Linked DNA regions of Homo sapiens: region 1 is linked to region 2. A link is a loop called in an ENCODE intact Hi-C map of the cell type or tissue named here. Cell type or tissue: IMR-90. All regions are shown on one strand. Links, peaks and the distances in the headings refer to the core of each region. The heading gives the core; the rest is flanking DNA. Region 1 overlaps PRLR (prolactin receptor). Region 2 overlaps SPEF2 (sperm flagellar 2).

Region 1 (2,500 bases), core at 1-2,500, 690 kb after region 2:
ATTATGAAAGAGCTACTTGGCCGGGCACGGTGGCTCACGCCTGTAATCCCAACACTTTGGGAGGCCGAGGCAGGTGGATCACGAGTTCAGGAGAGCGAGACCATCCTGGCTAACACGGTGAAACCCCGTCTCTACTAAAAATACAAAAAAAATTAGCCGGGCATCGTGGGGGGCTCCTGTAGTCCCAGCTACTCGGGAGGCCGAGGCAGGAGAATGGCGTGAATCCAGTAAGCGGAGCTTGCAGTGAGCCCAGATCGCGCCACTGCACTCCAGCCTGGGCGAAAGAGCGAGACTCTGTCTCAAAAAAAAAAAAAAAAAAAAAAAAAAAAAAAAAAAAAGAGCTAATTGATGGTACCTGGGTGCCCAAACCTCTACTGTTGCTATCGTTTCTCCATGTCTGAGTACGTCCCACAAGGAGCAGTAGCAAAAGCTGGTCTTTCAGGGGCTCATCAAACACACTCAGACGTTTCAAATGTCCCAAGATCGGCAGCTTTGATCCTGAATGTTCTTCCCTTGATTAAAACAACAACAACAACAACAACAACAAAATGAAACAATAAAAATTTAAAGAGAAATTTAGGCCGTGCATTTCTAAGAATTTACACTTAGTTCATTAAATCTATTGTTTTCTCAGTTGTTTGAAGTCCAACAAGACTAATGAGCCTTTTTTTCCAAATGTCTTTAAAAATCCTTTTTTCTTACAAGGCCATTTAGAGGCTTTGAACGTTGTTCCAAGGGTAATAATATTAGTATTAATAATAAATTATTCCAAACTCCCAACCCCTGCAGGTTCAGAATTTACTTAATACTCTGAACCCAAGGAATTTAAATTATTACCAGAATTTATTACCTTTTGTTTATGGGGCTTTCCAAACAGGAGAAAGAAACCACGTGGAGGTTCACTAGAGTGCATTGTGTGGTTCGCTTTGCGGTAATGCATATAACCCAGAAGACTTCCAGAACCTTCTCAGCTTGAACCTTCAAAGCCTCCCTAATTTGGTGGAATCAGCATGGTTATGTTGAGATTGTACTGAGGGTACTGACTTTTCAGCCTGGACAATTTTTGGCTGATGGACCAGAGCAAGAGCCCTCGTAGGATTCTCCCATAGGACATACAATCTATGTTACATAAGATGGATGATATATTGTTAGGTGGCTATGGGGTGGAAAGAGAACAATTTTTCTCTGGGGTGTGTGCAAAGGAACTGACTGCCTTGCTGCCCCTTGAACTCTCTACCTTGTCATCTGAGGACCTCTGGTGGTGGAAATTTTCCCAGCGTGTGTGAATTGATGTTTCTGTGCCAAGCCATCCAACCCTGTTACATTTTCCTACATTCCTTTCCTCCTATTTTGTCATTCACATTAAGCAAGGAGCAACAATCAGTTGCAAATACCCAGAATAAAGTGGTGGATGTGCCTGACCAGACTGCCATTTCACAAAAGTTACCTGCTACCTTCTCTTCCAGTGAACTTCTGATACATTTCCTGCAGCAAGAGAAGGCAGCCAACATGAAGGAAAATGTGGCATCTGCAACCGTTTTCACTCTGCTACTTTTTCTCAACACCTGCCTTCTGAATGGTAAGTAAGAGGCTATCACGCTCTCTTTCATTGCCTGGGGTGTTTGTCAACAGGGTGGAGAGTCCATGCAGTCTTCTTGCAATGCCATTATGAAAAATGAAAATGCTGTGTTATGTGCTGCTGTTAAATTATTTGCAATATTTTGCATTAAAGTTAATGCAGAAAAATTAATGCAATTAATGCAAAATCTTGTCACTGTGCTCTCTGCCTTTTGTCCTCATTTCAGGAGTGTAATGAAACAGCTCTGAAGAAGACAGGACCTGAGTTCTAATCCAGGTCCTGCCAGTTTCTAGCTGTGTGACCTAGAGCCAATTACCTAACTCTCTGGGTTTCCAAATTCTCAAAGTGAGGACAGTGATGTTTCCTCTACTGCAGATGAAATAATGTATATGAAAACTCTTTAAAAAACCATAATGGGATATAAGAGGTTGCTGTTACATGGCGGGAAGCAGGTACAGCCGACTCTATTATCTGTGCTAACAGGAGAAATGAAGTCCACAGCTAAATGAGAGGGTGGGTGCCTGTGACTATACACTTCTGTATGTCAACCCATGTGCATTTCTGGGTGTGCAGACTTCTATATGTACCTGTGTATATATTAACTTTTCTATATGGACCTGATTTCAAATGTCTCTCTGTCTGAACCTGTATGTATATACTTTTATGTATGTCTGTGTGTGTTCTGTGTATATCCGTATGTGCACACTTCTCTGCAGGTACCTGTGTGCATACAAGTATGTACTTCCATGAGTATGCACCTGTGTATATTTTTGTGTGTGTGTGTGGTGTGTGTACTTTTGATGCGGGCTCTGTGTGGGCATCTACATACCTGTATATGTGGTTCCTGTGTGGTTTTCTCCGTGTTTCTGTGCATTGAGAAAGTCCATTAATGTTAACTTGTTCCTCTAATGCAGATGAAGG
Region 2 (9,112 bases), core at 3,992-6,491:
TTTCATATCTCAATCCCTTTTAACTGAAAACCTTGACATTAGTTGACCTGCCTCTGCCTTTCATACCTTATTTGGGTCTAACTTCTCCTTTGCTTTTTTTGTTTTTTTTTGAGATGGAGTCTCCCGCTGTCGCCCAGGGCTGGAGTCCAGTGGCACGATTTTGGCTCACTACAACTTCCGCCTCCTGGGTTCAAGCAATTCTCCTGTCTCAGCCTCTTGAGTAGTTGGGAATACAAGCAACTGCCACCACGCCCGGCTAATTTTTGTATTTTTATTAGAGACGGGGTTTCACCATATTGGTCAGGCTGGTCTCGAACTCCTGACCTCAGGTGAACCACCCACCTCGGCTTCCCAAAGTGCTGGGATTACTGGCGTGAGCCACCACGCCCAGCCTCTCCTTCGCTTTTTAATCAGTCTTTTTGCGGCTCTGGTTAAAATAGAACCCATTTTTGCGATTCTAAATGTTACTGTATTTCATTTAAAATTAGTCTCCTTGTAGTTGACAGCTACTGCCTGCATTTTCTTACTCAAGCATTGGGCTACTTGTCAATCTTCCGTATTAGGCCAGTTGCACTACACCTGGGGGCTGCTCACATAATGCTGGTGAATAAATGAATAAAGAAATGAAAAAATAAAGTCTCTTTTTGTTAAAGTCTCTTTTTGTCTCTGTCTCAGAGACAGAGGGTACACATTCAGAACTCTGGGCTGTAGTGGTTAAGCTAGATCATTCAGCAGCATGGTTTTTACAGGAGTTCAAAGGCAGAAGTAGCTACTGTTGCCTATGTGAGTCAGCGTGAGGGTTAGCCCAGAGGCTTTTGAAACTGAACTTTCCAGGAAGAAAAGCAGGGGAAGGGTATTCCAGGCAAAGGGGAAAATGGAGCAGCTGCGCAGATTTTGAAATTGCATGACACATTGAGGGAGCATGGTAGCTCATGGCTGTACTCTCAGCACTTTGGGAGGCCGAGGTGGGAGGATCACGAGCCTAGGAGTTCAAGACAGAATAGGCAACACAGTGAAACCTCATTTCTACAAAAAAAAAAAAGAAAAGAGAAGAAAATTAAAAAAACAAATTAGCTGGGCATGCTTGCAGGCACCTGTAGTCTCAGCTACTTGGAAGGCTGAGGTGGGGGGGGGTTGTGCTGAGGCTGTAGTGAGCCATGATTGTGCCACTGCACTCTACCCTGAGCTACAGAGTGAGACCCCATCTTAAAAAAATTATAAAAATTTAAATTTAAATTAAAAAGTAAATTTAAAATTAAAATTAAAATTAAAAAAATTTAATTTCCAATATTGATTTTGCTAGTTTCAAAACAGAATTTTAGTTCTATGGACAGATTTTCCTAAAGATATTACCTTGAATTCTGAGTATATACTTTCATTTGTCTAACGTAAGTTGTCTGGCTTCAGGAAAATACCTGTGTGTTTCATTCTGAAGACACATTTGAAACTCTACTCATAAACAGTTTTAACAGATCTAAAGCCTTCTAGATCCACTACTGCATTTCTGTGATCTGAATCTGATCTGGTGGAAAGAATTCACCCATTGAAGGAAGCAAAGGCAGGTGGGGGCCATAGTCCTCTTTGCTGTAATCCCTATATTTTGCCACTTGCTGTGATAATTCTGTCAATAACACCTATTCTTCTATATCATTCCCTTCTCTAAGAAATCTTTCTGTACTTCTTGATTTGGGTAAATGTCAGACTAACTTAGACAATTTTCAGATCAAAATACTTACCTGCAAATACATAATATTGTATTTTTATAATTTTCTCAGAGGCACTAAGCCTGGAAAAATCCATAGAACTTTCTAGTTACTCCTTTCAGGCAACCAACCACTCAGGTGCCCTTATTCCTGCCTCTGGGTTCTCTGAGGCTTTGCAGAGAGACTGACAGTGCCTGCCACTCTCTCACACATATAGCCTCTTCCCTGCTCCAATCCATTCTCCATGACACTTGGCTCTAAATGCCTTTGAAAATCCTCTCCTGCATGTTCTTTGCAAGCCACTGGAGACTTCACAACCTGACCACAAGCTCTCTGTGGTCCCACCTCCTGCCTCTTGTTTGTTCACAGTTCCCTCAATATGTCATGCAACCTCAAAATCTCCACAGCTGCTCATCCCTTTGCCTGGAATACCCTTCCCCTGCTTTTCTTCCTGGAAAGTTCAGTTTCAAAAGCCTCTGGGCTAACCCTCATGCTGACTCACATAGGCAGCAATAGCTAGTTCTGCCTTTGAACTCCTGTAAAAATCATGCTGCTGAATGATCTAGCTTAACCACTACAGCCTAAAGTTCTGAATGTGTACCCTCTGTCTCTGAGGCCAGTCATTAAATCCATCCATCTCGCCCGGGCGCGGTGGCTCATGCCTGTAATCCCAGCACTTTGGGAGGCTGAGGCGGGCGGATCGCGAGGTCAGGAGATGGAGGCCATCCTGGCTAACATGGCGAAACCTTGTCTCTACTAAAAATACAAAAAAATTAGCCGGGTGTGGTGGCGTTTGCCTGTAGTCCCAGCTACTCCGGAGGCTGAGGCAGGAGAATGGCGTGAACCCGGGAGGTAGAGCTTGCAGTGAGCAAAGATCGTGCCACTGCACTCCAGCCTGGGCGACAGAGCAAGACCCCATCTCAAAAAAAAAAAAAAAATCTATCGGTCTCCAAAAGGGGTTCAAAGAAGGGGTCCTTGTCAGCTTCTTAGAGCAATGTTACAGGCCTTGAATAAATAAATGCTGCATCTTTTGAAGAAAAAGAGAGGGTGTAGAATTTGCTAAACTATGTTCTCTTCAGGTAGGTTCTCAGCAGAAGCGAAAATAGCTATGCACCAAATCTCTGCAGGCATTTCATTGAGTACCGATGGGCTTACAAGGAAAAAGAGTTCTTATGGCTTAAGTGCAGACAGAGGAACATTGCTAAGTATTCTAGTTTCAACAGAATCCAAATTGCTTCCATCAGAAAAAGGCTGTCTTCCTTATGTATTTGGCACTTGATGTTTGGAGACAAGATGTACCTACCCAGAACTTACTGGAGCACACAAAATGAATGCTTTTGTTTGGAATGCTTGTACTCCCTAGGAAACCACATTACTTTATGATTTAATTCTACCAGGTGGTGTACATTTTTTTGGAAGCACTCAGGGGTAATATTGCAAATGCCTACTAGGGTATTTCCATCTTCAAGAAACCAAGCTAACATTTTGGATAATAGAATACTTTGTATCAATATTGTATATTATATACTAATATGACATTACTATAATTATATAATCAAGTCACAATGGCTTATATGATTACACTTAAATTGCACATTCTATGTGCTATACTCTTTCTAAGCACTTTACATATATTAATTACTTTAATCTTCATAACAACCTTATTTCAATACATGGAATAAGTATCATTATTATTCTCATTTTACAGATGTGGTAACTGAGGCAGAGAGAAATTTAATAACTTGTCCAAGATCATATGACAGTCTTTTGACAAGAGGTGAACTTGAGAAAGAACTGTTTGACTCTAGCCATCCCATCATAGACTGAGGTGGATAATAAGTGAATTCACATATGAAAATGTTAGCAAAGGGTCTGACACATAGTGACCATGCCAAATTGGCTATTGTTATAATTCAGAAAATATTCACTAGATCTAACTCTGCCGGTAGTACGCTCATAGGAATGATTCCTAGGATAGGTGATGGAAAGAATGGTTTGCTTTCTTTTACTCATACTGTTCTTATGCTTCTAAAGTATGGATCTTTGTTAAGTGGCAGGAAAAATGCAAGTGTAATCAACTGTTTCATTGCATTTTGCATGATCTAATTTGATTATCATGTATAAGGTCATTATTTTTTCTGGTATATTTGTGTTAATAATAATCAATAAATAATATTTTATGTCTAATCATTACCTTTACCAAAAGAGAGGTAGAATCATCATAAGTGGCAGAATTTGACCAGAAAAGGAGTGTTGAATATGTTACAATATATGATGCTTTTCAATTTTATGTTATCTTTAGTAAGGGCTATTTTAATGGAGACTTTTGTTTTCAAAGGGATTAACCAATACTTAGCAGAAAACCCCTTAAGCTTTAGTTCTTTCCATTTACATCTTGATACTATCTAGTTGCAAGTATTTAAAGCATTCAGTCATTGTTCTAATCAAAGATTAAATAATAATCCAATACTTGTATTTGTGTGGCATGATTAAAACATGCAAAGTGTAATTTAGTAACATCAGTGCTTTTTATAAATCTGCTAAAAAATCCTACCATGGGCCTAGTAACATAATGGCTGTTATATGCAAATAAATATGTATGCTTCCCTCCCAAAAAAATCCATCTGTTTTAATATATTTTAGTGAACTTGAAAGTTGCATCTTAGATATTATGGATTGCATGGGCATATATGAAATAATATAGGAAAATGTTTTTATTTCTTGGCATAGAAATAATAGCAAGTTTGAGCAGGAAGTTCTGCAGGATCACACATTTGAAACACACATGTTCAGCCAGCTCCTCCACACTTTCAAACCTGCTATCACTCACTAAGATTGTGTTTTGAAATTATAGAGTTCTAGGGTAAATACAGTGGAAGGTATCATAAAGGATTGTTTTCCATTTCTTGGAAGAAATACAACAAAAGCCTTCATTTAAAAGACGGATGGGTGTGTGTCATGTTTCTTAAGTGAACAATTGCCAAACCGGGGTAGAAAAACAAAAAAGCCAGAGTATACTTTGTGGGGCCAGAAGAGATGGGGAAAAGGGGTGAGTGGCAGTTAATGGGTTTCCTCAGGCAGGGCCATTGTCAATGTTTGGAGCCTGATTTCAAGAGTATCAGTAGAGAACCTCCAATTCTGTGACTCTGGGATGCAGAAAAATGGAGTAATACTTTTCCCTGCCCTCTATAAGAATAGCAAGAATAATAACAATGAACGTTACTCCTGTCAATCAAATTCCCAACACTTATTAATTATTTTAGATATACCTAAAAAGCAATATATGCAATATATATTTTTTCAAATGGTATAATTGAGCTAATAGAGAAAAGAGTTTAAACTGTTTGCCCATAGACCATACATAACTCACTTTGAATCATCACAATCCCCAAATCCTACCGTATTGTATAGCCTTGTAAATTCTGTGGTAATTACAACTGTTATTCTTGCATATGGGTTAATTCTCCAGCTTGGGTGGGAGGAGGTGGTTCCTCACACAGAGAAAGCCTCCTCTTCTACTCGCCTGGAGTTCATGCAGTTGGAGAAAGAAAAGCAGAGCAGTCTCCTAAACATTTCCCAAACATCATGCTCCTATCCTCACGCTTCTTGTCTACAGAGTTTCCAGCAGCTGTTCCCCTAACTGTAAACATTCTCTGTAGCCTTGCCACAAAATCTCTTTACCCTCTTCAATTTCTCCCTCCAAAGTTTTGCTCCACAGACTTTTCCCTGACCAATTTCAGGGCACACTGATGCTTTGCATTCTTGAGCACTTGAATAACATTCATACTGTGTCCCAGAAAGAACTCAAATAGTTGTTCATATTTCCTTCCTCTTTGCTTGCCTTTTCAAATTAAACTCTCAGCTCCTAGGGCAAATGGTTTCCTTTTACTCTGCTTTTAAAAAAATAAAAATTAAAAAAAAAACAACTCCGTTTCTCCCTCCCTCCCTTCCTTTACTTCCTCTCCCTCCCTTCTTATTTCTCCCATAGTCTGAAAACATTTATCTGTTGACATCTTTGTGTCCCAAGGGTTTCTAGAGTTAATCTTCTGAGACACATGTCAAGTTATAGCTGCTATTTTTTAAAATTTATTTTTAAATTTTTAGTGGAAATATGAGCTCTGGATTTGAGGTTGGATCCAAGAAAGTATTATGATTAGCATCATGGATACTAGGGTCCCTGCTGAAAGATATATTGTAAGTGGATGATAATTTTCAAAATCCACTTCTACCTATTCAAGTGTCCCCAGATGCCTTTAGTTTTTACCTATTAATTGAGTGATTTCCTCCCAGTCACCAGAGTGTAGGATTAAAGCAAACCACATGTCATGTTTAGAATCCACTTACACTTATCTTTTTATTTTATGTGTAAAATAATGGCCTGGATAAAATGAAGAGAAAAAGCAACTCTGAAGAGGGAAGTACATAATAACAGGGCATTGTGGAGCTCGCACCATGTAGAAGAGGGTGCACTCTGTCTGACTAAAGGACTGAAGGAATTTCATGGACTGATTTGTAAAGTCGAGATTTTTTGTACCTGCTGATGGCCATGTTTCCTTCGTGCCCAAATGCTGCCAAATGGCACCTCCGTCCCTCCACAGCTGAAGTGTGGGCTTTTATACCTTGGAGCTGTAAAGCCTGCTCTAGCTGATTTGATGAGCTGACACATCAAAGCGCAAGGTTCACCCAGGCACACACACATACACCAATTTCACCTATTGGGCTTGGCAAGGAAGCTTTCGGACTTAGAGTAATGCTCTTTTTACTAATGATATATGATGTGAATTTCTGGAAATACTGGACTTTTTTAAAAAGTAACATTGTATTAATACTAAAGTCAGTTGACTATGCTACAGGGAAAAGTAATAATTTCCCAATAAGTAGTATATGTTGAAAAGTAAAAGAAATCTGCTTATGAGAGGCAACTTAGTTCAGTGAGAAGGGGCAAGAACTTTGGATCTGCAGAGTTCTGAATGATATATGACCATAGGCAAAAAATCTGCTAAACTCCTCTGTGAGTCAGTATCTAGACCTTTAAAGTGGAGATGATAATCCTATGTGATCTGTCTGAATTACTTGTGCTATCAATCGACAGAACTCATTGAAGAATATCTGGAAGTAGGAAAAGGCTGAATAAAAAAAGCCTGTGCAGATGCTGTAGGTCCATGCTGATAAAATGTGAAAGAGATAAAATTGTTGTGTGCAGAAAACATTTACACATACATATGAACAAACCGACTAATTAATTAAGCAAACATTTTCTAACAGCTTATTTGATTCTGCTTATGGTCTACAAGCACTGAGGGAAAAGGCCAACATAAAAGGGAAATCTTCTACTGCCTGGTCTCCCCTCACAGAAACACAAACTCATAATCTCAATATAAAATCTAAACTAGAAGTATGCACAAAGTCTTTCTGTAAGCTGCCAGGTGGAGTAATACTCAAATATACAAACTTGTCAGCAAGGGTCGGGGAGGACAGGAGAGAGGAATTACCAGGAATGAGGACCACCACACTGCTCAAGCATTATTCACAGTGGGTCCTGCTTGTTTAATTAGGGTCTATGTTGTATGAAACAAATATTTAATAAACTAGAACAAAGCAAGGGCATGTTTTAGTGCCACATGATCCCATAGAGCTGATTTTACTTGTTGGCAAGTGATTTCTGTCCTGGTTAATCTTAACCTTTTTTTGTGCTCTTTTCATGATAATTATTTTTCCTACCTTTAGGTGCCATATCTAAGAACTGATCTCGAAGACTGTCAAGCTGTTCAATGGTCAGGGTACCATCTTCTTCCTTTTCTACAGGTGGAGGACGTATTGATGGGGGAGGATCTGGGAAGACTTTTATATTGCCATTAATGAAGAAGTCTTCTTGGCTTAAATAAAGTTCATTCTGAATTTTTGTAGATGTTTCAATGTGATAGCGAGCTACGTCAGTTAATTTTTCTGTACTGAAAGTGGTAAAATGGATAGCGTTAACCCCATGAAAGATACTATTAGATTAATAAAGTTTGCTTATAAGACATATACACAAAAGTAAACAGATTATATAGCTCTTAGACAACTCCATCTGCATGCTTATAAATTTCAATTTGTCCCCAAATCTATTTTGTAAAAAGGCAGGGTATAAATAAATGCAGATTAAATAGAAAATGCATGCTTATTAAACAGCTACTAGTTACACATTTTACACAAAACTGAACTTAAAGAGAACCTATTAAATATAGTTTTTATTAGTATTAGAATATATTTTACTATGTAAGCAAGACTATATCAAGGGTTATATTTCATACTAAGTATGAACCAGAATAAGGTTATATGGCATAATACTCTGTAAAACATGACTATTAGAATTACATTTATTTGGAATTAGGATGAATTATAAAGTGAATCAAGTTCAATAATGTATTTCTAGAAGAGTGGCTTTTCTCTATTTCTGTCAAAGAAGTTTGATGTTATCTAAAACAAAGATGTCAGAATAGCCTCTGTTGTATATAATCCATTGAAATTGCTTTGCTATCTTCATGAAGAATAACAATTCCTAGCTAGATAACATGGTAAAGCAGCAACAGCTGGGAACCACTATGATGCGGTAGAAAGAGTGCTGGAATCTGAGTTCTCATCCTAGGACACTCTCTAGCCAGAGATCCTGGGCTCTCTGAATTTCCTTGTCTTTGCAATGGAATCAACAACGCAACACTCCCTATCTTATGGTTATTAATGTGAACTCATATACGGCAAAGATTTAAACTGTACTGGGGGTATAGTTAATGACCTTTTAAAAATTATTTTAAAGGCTAGAGAAGTTTTATACATGAATAAGTGCATTATCGCTGTATTGAAGAAAGGATCTTGTTTATATATTACAATGAAAGTGAGCAACACAGAAAAATGCATATTTGATCTCATTTTATATAATTCATAGGCACCAAATATACCACATACTGAACATATAACTGAAAATTTAAAAAGTAGCATTAGTTGCTGTCTTTCAAAAGATACTCTAGAATTCAACTCCAGAATGTTGTCTTTGTAAGTGTCCATGTAATACGTGTTAGCCAATTAGTTTATGCTTTTAGGGTGGTTGCGTGCTCGGGGACAGAGGAGGTCACTGGATAGCTGCTGAGTTTACGTGAGTGAGGAGGGACTCCAAATGTGGATTGAGACCCAACCATAGCCCGGCACGATACTCTGTAAAACATGACTAGTAGAATAATACCTTTACTGGGCATCAGGATACTAAAACAGATGCGCGCCACCTAGTGGAAGGTTACTAAGAGTAATCTTAACAACGGAAGGAAAAAAGTGCCAGGAAAATAAGAACAGGATTTGAAGGTCAAAGGGATCTGCCAGCTATTTATTTATTTATTTATTTATTTATTTATTTATTTATTTATTTATTTGTATCA

What was found. A loop is a pair of places that touch in the nucleus more often than their neighbours do. Peaks named below come from ENCODE experiments on the same cell type or tissue, not always from the same donor. Only the 100,000 strongest peaks of a DNase experiment are listed, where the experiment ranks them.
Region 1: a loop joins it to region 2, with 3 times the contacts of the local background. A loop is called at or near these places in 10 of 110 quality-filtered maps.

Annotation. Positions count from the first base shown.
Region 1 is chr5:35,088,630-35,091,129 of GRCh38, reverse strand. PRLR (prolactin receptor) reads left to right here. Exons shown (of 10, transcript NM_000949.7): 3 at 1,467-1,579. The coding sequence starts at 1,510. Among named protein-coding and RNA genes, the nearest start is that of AGXT2, 42 kb to the right of the region's middle. RefSeq lists an enhancer at 1,157-1,658. In IMR-90, for the core only: a CTCF peak has its summit at 1,256; a DNase peak (open chromatin) is centred at 1,259.
Region 2 is chr5:35,777,659-35,786,770 of GRCh38, reverse strand. SPEF2 (sperm flagellar 2) reads right to left here. Exons shown (of 37, transcript NM_024867.4): 30 at 7,425-7,654. Among named protein-coding and RNA genes, the nearest start is that of IL7R, 75 kb to the left of the region's middle. In IMR-90, for the core only: no CTCF peak of the experiment used is centred there; a DNase peak (open chromatin) is centred at 5,380; H3K27ac peaks cover 1,005 bases.